2 separate regions of the Homo sapiens genome follow, and region 1 is linked to region 2. Evidence: read pairs that join two places in POLR2A ChIA-PET (ENCODE). Cell type or tissue: MCF 10A. All regions are shown on one strand. Links, peaks and the distances in the headings refer to the core of each region. The heading gives the core; the rest is flanking DNA. Region 1 overlaps LOC107985869 (a long non-coding RNA gene). Region 2 overlaps LINC02613 (long intergenic non-protein coding RNA 2613).

Region 1 (6,345 bases), core at 2,382-4,881, 690 kb after region 2:
TGGATTCTAAGAGTCCTCCCTTCCTTCTTAGGTTCAGTCCCAGTGCCACCATCCCTAATGCACTAGGATCCGTTTTATTAGGTTGGTGCAAAAGTAATCACGGGTTTTGGCATGACTTTTAATGTAACCCGCGATTACTTCTGCACCAACGTCATAGTTAAATCTCTCTCACTGCCCCTCTTGTTCTCTTTGTCAACAGCAGAGATGAGGTGAAGGAGTCAGGGAGAGCAGAAATGGCTCTGGTTTCTGAGCTCTGCTTTCTCTACACAATTTCAATGTCCATGAGTGTGGGGAGGAGAGAGGGTGAGGCTGCCAGCTGGAGCCACCACTGCTCAATGCTAAGTGCTTGGAGTGTGGTACGCAGCCCACCCATGTGCCCCGCCAGCCAGCCAGCAGCATTTATGGAGGCTCCAAGGGGACTCAGCCTGCTGGAGATGACACCAGGGATAAGGCAATCTGGCTCCAGCATGGACCTGTTGCATGAATTTAAGCAGGTTAATTAAATTAACATTTCTGAGGCATGCCACAGTTTACATTATGCTTTCAAAAGTACTTTTGAATGAATCCTCTCAAACCCCCCACCACATATGTGACACATGATATATTTTTTTCATATTTAAAAGATGAAGAAACCGAGGTCCAGAGAGGCAAAGTGGTTTTCCAAAGTCACCACATGTCAGATATCATCAGAATCTGTTGCCTCCAAGCCCTTTTCTTTTCTTTTTTTTTTTTTTTTAAAGCATCCAGTTATTTTATTCAGTCATTTCCTGAGCATGCTGGATGCAAAGCCCAGGTGCTTTCCATACCACACTGAGCCACCTCTTGTATATTTACTTCTCTGAGCCTGAGTTCCATCATCATTAAAACAACAACAATTTTATTGTGTGAGGTAAGCATGTTACCTGTGTTATCTCATTTAATCCTTAAAATAACCTATGGGCAGAAACTATTTTTATCCCTGTTTTACAGATGAGAGAATTGGGGCTTAGAGAGATTAGAAACCTGCCCAAGCCAAAGCCCATACTCCTAGCCATCTTGCTATATAAGTTCCTAACTGTCATATGGAATCCCTACCCACCTCACTAGGTGATACTGAAGATAAAATTAGGTGGTGCATGAGAAAATGTTTTTTGGAAGTTAAACGTGTGTAGCATAAATATAAAGAAAAATAAAAATCTATACTCCTGAAGATCTTATATGATAACAAAGCTCAAAAGAACTCCCCCAAAAAACTGACACAACCACAAATCTTCACTGACATTAAGTAGCAGAGACAGCTATATATAAACAACCTGCAACAGGAGGGTCGTAGAACCCAGAAGCATTAGTCCTGGAGGACTTCCTGAAAGAGGTGAGTTTTGGCTAAGTTCCTGTCAATGATGCTGGCATAGACTATAAGAGAGGAGGCTGGGCACAGTGGCTCATGCCTGTAATCCCAGCACTTTGAGAGGCCAAGGCAGGCGGATCACCTGAGGTCAGGAGTTCGAGACCAGGCTGGCCAACATGAGGAAACGCTATCTCTACTAAAAATAAAAAATTAGCCAGGCGTGGTGGTGGACACTTATAATCCCAGATACTCGGGAGGCTGAGGTAGGAGAGTCACTTGAACCTGGTAGGTGGAGGTTGCAGTGAGTCAAGATCATGCCACTGCACTCCAGCCTGGGCAACAGAGTGGTGAGACTCTGTCTCAAAAAAAAAAAAAAATAAAAAAAAAAAAAATAAAAAAAATAAGAGAGGAGAGGCATTCCAAGCAGAAGCTCTGGCCAGCAGGGCCGCACTGCTCCATTGAGCAGGTGTCCAGGCAGGAATAGAGATTCTGGTTAGAGTGGGTGGAAGTAGACCGGGCTCTAAGGCCATAGAAATATGTCTGTGTGACAGATTGGGCCACTCGTCCCCCACCCTCTGCAGTGTTGTACACAATAGCTTCCACATTATCCTAAACACAGACCACAACTCATCCACTGAGCAGTTTTTGCTGCTACAATCCTCAATCTCCTGAAAAATCAAAATACACTCTCTGATCTTGGCACGAACGCTTGCTCTCACTTGTGGGCCTTTTCCATGGACTTTTATGTCTCTGTTTATTTTGTGTTTCATGAGTGGCTCATGCCTTTAAAGGAAATGCACTAACCTTGGCCTGTCATTATGGTCCTGTGCTCGCCCCGCTCCTGGGATGGGTGAGCCTGGGCTTTTAATTTGCTGTGATGGGAGATAATTGTTGCTTGAGTTTCCACCTCTGAAAATAAACCGGGGTGGTGCTTCCCGGCTGGAAATCCACAGAAGCAAGCTCACCCCTGGGGCCTGTGCCAGGGGAGGCTTAAGCCATCGCTGGAGTGACTGATCTTAACATCCCTCACTCCTTTCCTTTTCTGGATTTCAAAACATACAATTAGTGTTTTCTTTAAGAGCCCAAGATGGCAAAGTTACGAAAGTTCGGGAGACTTTTCGATATTGTATGCAAGAATTCTAGAGGTGGGACTCCGGGAGACCAGTAACACATTTGATGGTGGAAGCTCTGTTATTCCAGGTCACTGTGTGAGGCGAGGTGGAGTGGAGCCCCCAGCCAACCGGCACTGAACATTTAGTGAGATTGAGAAGTAAGCTCATTGTTAGCTACTAAGATTTGGGAGTTGTTTGTTGCCACAGCATAAACTAGCCTACCCTGACTATAAAAATACATGAAGCACTTAGCATAGTCCCTAGAGCATCACAGCCTCATAATAAGTGATAACTCTTATTTTGATAGAGCTGTCTTGAAGCAATCACACAGAGTCTAGCACAGTTCTGAGCAAATGCTTGTATACTTTTTTACAATGACAGAGGATGAGTTCAAAGTCAGCAGAGGCTATCAGAACCCAGGAAAATACTGGGCCCAAGAGAAACGAAACCCTTTCCAGAAATGGGAGAGAGAGGACTGCTATTTGCCCCCACGTGTACAGTCAAGTCATCATATGCTCCAGTTTTCACTAACTAGAAACTTGTTCCCATTTTACTCTCAGTGAAGTTATTTCTGAGGCCTGAGTCTGATGCATTCTCAGCTCAGAATATCAGGTAACAGAAGCTAGATACCTGATCCTCAAATTTGTCATTAATTACTTAGTGCAGAAACCAAGGTGTCATAAGGGTATTTTTTTTTTTTTTATTTCGCTCAGTAAGTTATAAAACTCTAAGAACCTCAGTTACATTAGCGTAAAGGCAGCCGCAGTTGAAGAAGCTGACCATTTTTTCCAGGGCAGTATTTAGTGCCAAAAGGAGTTTATTACATTTATTACAAATAAGAAGAGGCAGTGCAGGTAGAAGTTAAGAGTGTGGCCTTGGGTGCCCACCCACAAGATGTAGGCTTACATTCTAATTCCTTAACTACAAGGTGGTATGGGTTTAAGAACTTAGAGCTATTCTTTATGCACGGGGATCACTCAGTAAATAATAAGCCTCATTATACACACTGAATTGGTTGATGATTTTTAACATTTATATTATTGTTTTAGTCATTTATTTATTCAAAAAATATTTGCTTCAAACTTTCTCAGTGCCACTACCTCACTTAATCTTCTCAGTGACTCTATAAGATCAGGAAAATTGCTCTCACTTTATAAGTAATTAAATAGAGGCACAGAGACAGTAATCTTAAGACCACATAGCCAGTTAAATGGAAGAGCTGAGTTTAAACCCAGATCTTAAATAGGAAAATCCTACAAAGTCTTAGTTCATTGGGAAGTAGATCTTGTGAGTAAATTCAAAAATCTTCACAGCTTCTAAAAAGGGGGAAGAGATTGTTCTAATACCACCCAGCCCACTCTGAGGTCCAGTTTGTATGTGATAGGGATATTTAATATAGAAAGGTATGTTGACAAGGGCGTGAGTCATCTCCTGAAGATAAATACCATCTGTGCATGGAACATGTGGTTAAATAAGGGAAATGCCTGTCAATAAAGAGTGGCCATCTCCCCTGAAAGCCGTGCAGACCCAACACGGTAGCCAAGGGCCACTATTCATTGCTCTCTCACCCGAGAGGTCTCTTGAAGAAGGATGCAGAGTTGGACCTCGAAATCAGTCATTCAACACACGTCTAAATATTTTCTAGCAAGGTAAACACTCTCTCAGGCATCTTACCTTCATATAGCTTCATTGCATGATAAAGTGATTCTATCTCAGGAAAAAAAAAATCATGGATAAAAAGAGAGACTTGCATGTTTAGACTCTTGTCATTAACAATGCACACAAAGAGCTACTGTGATCACCGGTGTTACCTGGACCAAAAAGGGGTAAAGAGGGCTGAAGTGTTTTATGAGTTAGCCCATTCCTTGATAACTTCAGCTTTTAAGTTTTGCCAGCTGCTGCCAAGCTGGAAAATTAGATGCATTGTATTTCATTATGTTTCATTCATTAATTCAACCAATGTTGCTTGGGCACCCTCTAATGAACTTAATGAGTGTGGCCAGGTTGTGTGAGTAAGGCAAAGATGAATTCCCTGCCCTGGGGAGCTTGCAGTCTGGTAGGAGACAGAAGTACCCCAAACGAAGGTTCTAGAAAAGCAGGGCCAAACACAAAGTACTAGCTGCTGTCCAGGAGTGGAGTGGAGTCTGGACCGGAAGATGATGACAGTATTTGAGTCAGGTTTTACCAAAATACTTGTATTACTGGTAAGCTCAGTGTGCATTCTCTGGCTAAGCCCTGAGAGGTAGGGAACTGGAGTCCTGTGAAAGAACCTGCTTCCCTGCCACTGGGGCCCTGCACCTCCCTGGTCTCTAGCAGATGCTGCCTCTCCATTCAGCACAGAAATGGGAAGCCTACCCCTCTCCACCAGATCTCACAAGACCCCTCATCAGTAGGGCCCCTTCAGCCTCTGACTCACCCATTCCAGTGCTCAGTCTGAGGTGCCTGTGGGAAGAAAAGACCCATGGCTGGGTGGGTGCCTATCCTCTCTCTCTAGACTCAACACCACCTGCCTAAGCACAGACTCTTCCTTGATCTAAAACAAAAAGCCCCCATGTACATCCATTCTTTGAAACAATGCCTGGGGCTAGGGAAATGATCTCCCCTAGAGTGACTGTAATTCATCATTCCAAACTGAGAAACTGTAGAGAGTGGCAAATGCAAGCCGGAAGGGACTCTAGAACCATAGTCCTAAGCCAGGACCATCCCAGGAAAACAGATCTTGCAACCATTCTTGTTCCCAATTACATCCAGTCTCTGCTGGCCCTGCCACAGGCTCTGGGGACTCAGTGCTTTATGGGTGCTGCATTTACATTTGCTGGCCAAGAGATGCAAAATAAAACCATGGTCAAATTTCAATTGCCTGCCTGGAAATATAAGACCAGTACCCAGGAAGTGGAATAAAGAGCTGGTTTAGGGGTTTGAACTTCCACCAAATTGACTCAACCACCATGTAACCGGAGGCCCCAGTTTTTGGGACATAGCTGTCTATAGTCTGATTGGTGGCATTTTTCAGGCAGAATAAGGAAATTATATCAGTCAAGAATGCATTTGTCCTAATTTGTACTGATTTGCTGCTGCCCGTTCAAAGGATCTTATTTAAGACCAGAGTAATTTGTTTTCTGTGCTGCCTTGAACAAAACTCCTCCCTGCACTTGAGCGTATAATATTTGTAGACATTTGTCTTCAGGCTAGTGCAGTAATCTTCCTTGTATGCAACTGGGTTTTCTCTGAAAAGACAGTTGTTTAAAGTTCAGCCCAACGTTTATTGACTTTTTTTGTGCTTGTATCTACAGAGAAATCATAGTCACTGGTTTGAACGGACTAATCAAGACCTATGAACTGCTGTCTGCACTAATATCCACTTTCCCAGAGATCAAAGCCACGTGGCTGGGGAGACAGACTTTCAGCTGCTTTTCTTGCATCCTTTTCTGATCAGAGTGATTTATCACTTGAATGCCATCATCGGGTCACAGGCTTTTTACTTCAGATATTTGGTATCAGACTGTTGAGTATCAGATGATTTAGCATTTGAGTTTATGCTTAATCTGTCTTATAAACAACCCTGTGATTTAAAAGAAAATGAAAGCCTCTTCTATGAGGAAAGCCTTGTCTATGGGACTCTAAGAAATGGGAGGAGGCAATATTTAGGAAATCCAGTAGGCCTCATTTAATCTCTCCTTCCTTTAACCCAGGGATAGAACAGCATGTTGTGATGAGGACATTCTATCCCTGAGCCAGGATGAAATGGTGCAGGATGAGGGCATTGTTCCTCACTGTGCAGGAAGGAAGAACAGGGATCATTTGCCTCCATTTTTCAGAGATTCCTGGCTCCTCTTGACCCTGAACTCCCCATTGTATTTTTGGGAAGAATACCCACAGTACTTCCACAGACAGAAAAACCTCGAG
Region 2 (6,345 bases), core at 1,990-4,489:
AGAGAAAAGAGCACTAGACAAGAGTTTTGACTTCTAGTCTGGGTTCTGTTACTATATGGCTGTGTGACTTTGGATAATTCACTTAACCTCTCTGAGCCTTAGCTACCTTCAAACATGGGAATGAATGACATATCCAGGTGCCCCTCTCCTGTACACTCTGTGATCAGGTGACCCAAGAATAATTGCTGTTTTCTTCTAGGGATGGGGAAGAGGAGGAACTGCTGATCTGTTCTGTCCTATATAGGCGTGATGATAGGGACTGGAATTGTGCTTTATGTCCACTTTAGGTGGGACTGGGACAGATGAAATGCCCATAAAGGGCTTTTGATTTCTGTGGCAAAATGGTTTTAAAGCTCCACCCAGTTTTAAAGAATTATTTCTGGACTAAGTATTCCTTGGGAGAGTCCTGCTGTTTCTCAGAGCTTCTCATGTACTCCTTTTTCCTGTATGAGTTAGATCCCTAGCTGTCCCTGCTGGTGTTAACAATTCTTCATGGAGTTGTGTGCCGTTTGGCTGTTTTCCCGTCCTTACATGTGGATGTGGTGAAATAGCCTTCCCAGTGGTGTAAAGTGACATGGAGTGATGGACCACAGTGGGAACCCCTGGAAAGAGGACCTGGGAAGACCCGAGCCGAGATCAGAGTTCAGGCACGGGTGGTCGTGTGGTGCACGCCAAGCAGAACTGTCCAGCTGATACCTGAGCTGCGGCAGGAAAGATGGCAATGCCCTACAATATGGCAACCTCAGATCTCCTATTTGCTTGCGAGTTTTTGTTTGGTTTGATTTTGGTTTCAGTTTGGTATTTGCAGTAACACCAATCTGAAGAATTAGCAACATTCTTCAAAAATGTTCGTAATAACCAGCTTTGCAGTCCAAAGGGCAGCCTTGATTCCAGCTTTCTGCAGCTCACTAAGCCTAAAATTGGGTGTATTATTCATTTTCTTTCCAGATGTGAAACAACCATTTCAACCAGCTTGGACAAAAGAGAGAAGCCAAGATGGGGCTGAGAAACCAATGCAGGCAGGCCCAGGGACCCAGGAGTCAGGGACCAGGTGCTACCAGATGCTTGCTCCGACTCGTGTTGCTGCTGTCTTCTCTGTGCCTCAACTCTGTCCTCTGTCACTGCAGGCAGCTTCCTCCCAAGGTGGTAAGTAGGGCTGCTGCCAGCCCTGGTGAATGACATCTTAGCTTTTACACTGGAGATACACTGACCGCCTTTCTTGGTTCCAGGATGAAAAAGTCTGGGGAGGACTTTGACTCTTACCCATCCCCTGGAAAAATCAACTGGGGAGGTGGAATTCATGGAAGAACATGGCAGCTCCTGAGGCAGATGTTTGGGTTGGAAAGAACACAGCATTCATTCATTCATGTGGCACTTTTTTTTTTTTTTGACGGAGTTTCACTCTGTCACCCAGGCTGGAGTGCAGTGGCGCGATCTCAGCTCGCTCATGCAGCACATTTTTATTGAGCAAAACTGAGAGGCTGAGTGAGAGACCAAAGTCTTCACTGATGAGGGAGAGGGTGCCCAGAGATTGGCAGATGAAGGTGAAGAGAAAAGGTAGAGGACACCAAGGGCCCTGCCAAGCAGCAGAAGTAGGAGGAATTGAGGAGCTTCTTCCGGAATGAAATCAGTTGCACTTTTTTATTTTTTATTTTTTGAGACAGGGTATTTCTCTGTTCTCCAGGCTGGAGTGCAGTGGTTGATCTCGGCTCACTGGTGACCAACCTTTGGCTCCTGGCTCAAGTGGTCTTCCTGCCTCAGCCTCCTGAGGAGTTGGTATTACAGGCACGTACCACCATGCCTGGCTGATTTTTGTATTTTTAGTAGAGATGGGGTTTCACCATGTTGTCCAGGCTGATCTTGAACTCCTGAACTCAAGTAATCAGCCCACCTCGGCCTCCCAAAGTGCTGGGATTTTAGGCGTGAGCTACCGGGCCCGGCCCAATTGCTCCTTTGAAAGGAAGTCCTGCTATGAAAAAAAGTAGCAGTTGAACTAAATGGTGAATTGAATGATGTAGCTGCTTTACATCCTGGCTCAAGCTCCTGACCTTGTTGTAAAACAATAAAAGTTTGGGCACCAGCAGTGAGTCTGCCAGCTACACTGTGAGTAGCTGTGCCCGAGGGGAATTCTTGCACATACTCTATGGGAGATGTGTACAAGAATGTGCATAGTAGCATTGTCTATAATAGCTAAAAAAGGAAACAACCCAGATATTCATAAGTAACAGAATAACGAAGAAATTTTGGCATAATGAAATCCCATATAGCAAAGAAACCAAATAAACTACAGCTACACTCATCAACATGAACAAATTTCAAAAATACTGTTGAGCAAAGACAGCATGTTAAGAAGGTTACAATTAGCATGGCTTTGTCACATGAAATTCACAAAAGGCACCACTAAGCAGTATATTGGTTAGGGATCCACAACAAATGGATTAAAACTATAAAGGAAAGCCAGGGAATGAGTAACACCTGTGTCAGGTCAGTGGCTTGCCCCAGGGTTTGGGAAGGGAGAGCAAGACAATTGGGAAGGGTGGGCATGGAGTGAGCTTCATGGTATTGGCAATGTTCAATTCCTTAAGCTGGGTGGTGTGGATATGTGTATCTGGTTTTTATTATTATTCTTTAAGCTGGACATATACGTTATGCACATTCTTTTGTAATATGATCTATTTCACAATGAAAAAAAATTGTAAAGCAGATATAGCCAAAACCAAAGCTCCTCCACACCCCAATAAAAGGTAGAGTTTGATGTGGTTGAAGAGTCTGAGCCTCAATGGAATGAGGACTTTTCCAGATGTGGTGCTGTACTGGCTGGAATAGCATCCGGGAGAAAGGAGGATGGCAAAGCAACCCACACTGCCCCCTGGCCAGGGCATCGGCAGCTGGACTGAGGGGTGCCCTGGTATCCCCGGGACCTCCTTTTCCTATGGCTCTGGGACCGCTGTGTGCCCACTCTATGCCCCTTTCTTCCTGCACCACAATCCTCAGGGGTTGGCTGGCTTTTCGGAGTCGCCACCAGGTACTTTATTTCTCACAGCTTTCCCACGGCTGCCTGCTGAGTAGGAGGCAATTATCCTAACTTCTCATGTTTTTGACCCTCAAAGCAAGTGCCCCAGCCCATTTGGAGTTAAAAATGTGAAAGCATTTTGGACCACATCCAAAATCTGGTCACTCACCATGTGATTACCTTTTTAGGGAAGGTTTATCATTTGCCTGCTGAAGTTTACTTTAATTTCTGAATGTTTTGCAAACACATTCTTTGTTGACAGCCCTAGCTGGAAATGTTTCAGCTCACCGTGTTCTGGGTAAAAAACATTGTCAAGTCTTTTTTTAACCCCTCACGTTAGATGGTTTTTCTTGGCCTGCATTTCAGTGTCCATTAACCTTAGTGTCGTAACATCTTGGAGTTAGAAGCAACCTTGGAAGCCACCCATCCAACTTCCCACCCAGTGGGAGAATTGTTCTGAAGCTTGCCTGATCACCAGCCTCAGATAGCTTGCTTTTTAAGGGCATTGCTGTACAGACACAGAGTACCATAGTTTACCAATTCCCCATAACATTTTGCATACATTTTCATGAATCTTGCAGAATCAGAAAGCAGTGTGAGCAATTCCAAGTTTGCTAATTAAATTAAAATGAGCACAGACTCTTACAAAACAGGTTTTAGAGTTTCAGGAGGCCTTACATGGTCAAAGACATTTTTCACCTACTTAAAATAATCCTATCCTGGTTAGCAGGGACAGAGAGATGAGGGAGTTGGACACATCACATGCTTGGAAGGAGAAGCAGAGAAGGATTGCTTGGCAGTCCTGTGTGTACATTTTCTTCTGTCCCTTTGTTCTTACTTTCTTGCCTCCTTAAAAGAACAGAGATGGCCAGGTGCGGTGGCTCACACCTGTAATCCCAGCATTTTGGGAGGCCGAGGTGGGCGGATCACGAGGCCAGGAGTTCGAGGCCAGCCTGACCAACATGGTGAAACTCCGTCTCTACTAAAAATACAAAAATTAGCCAGGCGTGGTGGTGGGCGCCTGTAATCCCAGCTACTCAGGAGACTGAGGCAGGAGAATCACTTGAACCTGGGAGGTGGAGGTTGCAGTGAGCTGAGATCGCACCACTGCACTCCAGCCTGGGCAACAGAGTGAGACTTGGTCTCAAAAACAAACAAACAAACAAACAACAAACAAAAACAAAACAAAACAAAAAAAGAACAAATGGTATATAAATGAAGAATATAGACATTGCCCTGCTGAAGGGCGCTGGACTGGCCTGTCATCCTCCCACTGCCACCGCCTGTCTTTCCACCTAATGGTAACTGGATGCCTTGTCCCATTAGTTTGGGCCTACCCCAGTTTCTGAGCCCACCGAGAGATAGTGCAATGTGTGTTAATAGTTGCCCCTTCCACCTGTCTCCCTAACTTTTGTTCTGCTCCAGTAGAGGGAGCCAAGCGGTGATACCAGCTGCTATGGTGGTTAAGTGAGCTTGAGCCTTGAGCCACGCTGGGACCTTGGTGGCACAGGCCCCTCAGAGTAAGGGGAGGAAGCTGGCCTGGGAAAGACTGAAGTTAACCCATCAGAACAACAGGGTTGTTCTGTGCCTAACCCCTCTCTCATGCAAGCTGAGGAGAGTTTCTGGGCTAAAGAAGGTAGCTGAAGATTTTTTTTTTTTTAAGTTAGGGGTAGGAAGCTCAAGCAGGGGTGAGGAGAGAACAATGCAAGGTGCTGACCCAGCCTGGACACACAGGTGCAAGGTCCAGGGGGCATGTGAAGTTCAGGTAAGCTTAAGTAATGGTTGTGAGAAGGCCTAGTTGGTGGCACAGGGCCTGGTGGACCCTTCACAGCATGATACCCCAGTCAGAGCCTATGCAGAGAGACAGGCAAGAAGTGGCAGGATGTCGGGGCCACAAGCAGAAGCTCAGGGCAGGCCAGCATGCCCTGCAGGCCACCAGGGGCAGGAGCCTCCTTCAAGGTTCTGATCCTGCTGTGTGGTCCCTCCCCAGACACCCAGATCTCCCGCAGCACGCTGAGCACCTAGAGACTGGTCCAGGACTGATGCACTCACAGATCTGCCTGGGTCCCGTCTGATGACTCGAAGGGGCCAAGGAGACTGGGACTGACTGCCTGAACTGCCGGGCCCCAAGTTCCGTCAATTCAAATCAACAAATACTGGACTGTGTATCTCTGGGTGAGGGAGTTGGGGTAGGATAAAGATAAGGGGCTGGGTGGCCAACTAAGAGGGAGATTAGGAAATGCTGATAATGTCATATCATATGAATTATACAGCAGATTACACAGCCAGAGGACACTGCTTCGTTAGTCCATACAGGCATCTATTTACATGGGGCATTTACATGGGAGAAGGAGAGGGGGAAGACAACATAGGAAGAGAGGAAGCGGGGGAAGAATTTTGCATAGAAAAAATGCAGTGCCAATCCCTGACCTTGTCTTCCAGTCCAGTGGCAGGTGGCAGCAGGGAAGGACTAAAGGAGCCATTTCCGCAGGGCGTCAGGGAGACAGAGGCCACAGCTATCTGCTTAGGTTCCAAAGTAACTTCAGGGATACTGAGTGGAGGAGAGGGTCATTGTCCTCACCCCGCTGTGCAGCAAAGCATCTCTGTGAGTGTGAGGGCAGCAGAGGTGTAACTCCATGTTGGCACCTACACCACTGGTGTAGTGGAAGCAGCACCCTTGGCGTGCACACAGGTGTATCCCCAGAGGGCAGCCTGAGAGCGCAGCGCAGAGCATCCGCAGGACTTGAGTGGGATCGGAGGTCAGGAACCAGTGACGTTCTGGACACACCCATTATTTTCAACTGGTTGGTACCAGGTTGGGCCAGTAGGACCTGCAAATACTCCAGTTGTGGAAGTTAACAGAGTGTCCTCTCTAGGCGCTTTAATTGCCACCTTCATAACAGCCTTGAAAAATTCCACCCGCCCCCCAACCTTTTAAATTTCTTTTCTTTTCTTTTTTGTCTTTTGAAACGGAGTCTCACTCTGTTGCCCAGGCTGAAGTGCAGTGGTGCAATCTCAGCTCACTGCAGCCTCCACTTCCCGGGTCCAAGCGATTCACCTGTCTCAGCCTCCCAAGTAGCTGGGACTACAGGCACGTGCCACCATGCCTGGCTAATTTTTATATTTTTAGTAGAGACGGAGTTTCACCATGTTGTCCGGGCTGGTCTCGAACTCCTGGCCTTAAGTGATCCGCCCATCCCGGCCTCCCAAAGTGCTAGGATTACAGGCATGAACCACCGCACCCGGTCCCTACCTTTTAAATGTCATAGAACTTTTCTGAATCTGCAATTACCTTGTTTTTTTTCCTTTGGTCCAAGGGTCAGCCAATTTTA

Evidence for each region. Peaks named below come from ENCODE experiments on the same cell type or tissue, not always from the same donor. Only the 100,000 strongest peaks of a DNase experiment are listed, where the experiment ranks them.
Region 1: POLR2A ChIA-PET joins it to region 2 with 5 read pairs; 1 of 35 experiments calls an interaction of 5 or more read pairs at or near these places.

What each region holds. Positions count from the first base shown.
Region 1 is chr2:37,778,745-37,785,089 of GRCh38, reverse strand. All of the region lies in intron 2 of LOC107985869 (a long non-coding RNA gene), which reads right to left. Among named protein-coding and RNA genes, the nearest start is that of PIRAT1, 94 kb to the left of the region's middle. In MCF 10A, for the core only: no CTCF peak of the experiment used is centred there; a DNase peak (open chromatin) is centred at 3,879.
Region 2 is chr2:38,464,045-38,470,389 of GRCh38, reverse strand. LINC02613 (long intergenic non-protein coding RNA 2613) reads left to right here. Exons shown (of 5, transcript NR_110259.1): 4 at 949-1,146. Among named protein-coding and RNA genes, the nearest start is that of LINC01883, 36 kb to the right of the region's middle. In MCF 10A, for the core only: a CTCF peak has its summit at 4,448 (motif pointing right); DNase peaks (open chromatin) are centred at 3,389 and 4,469.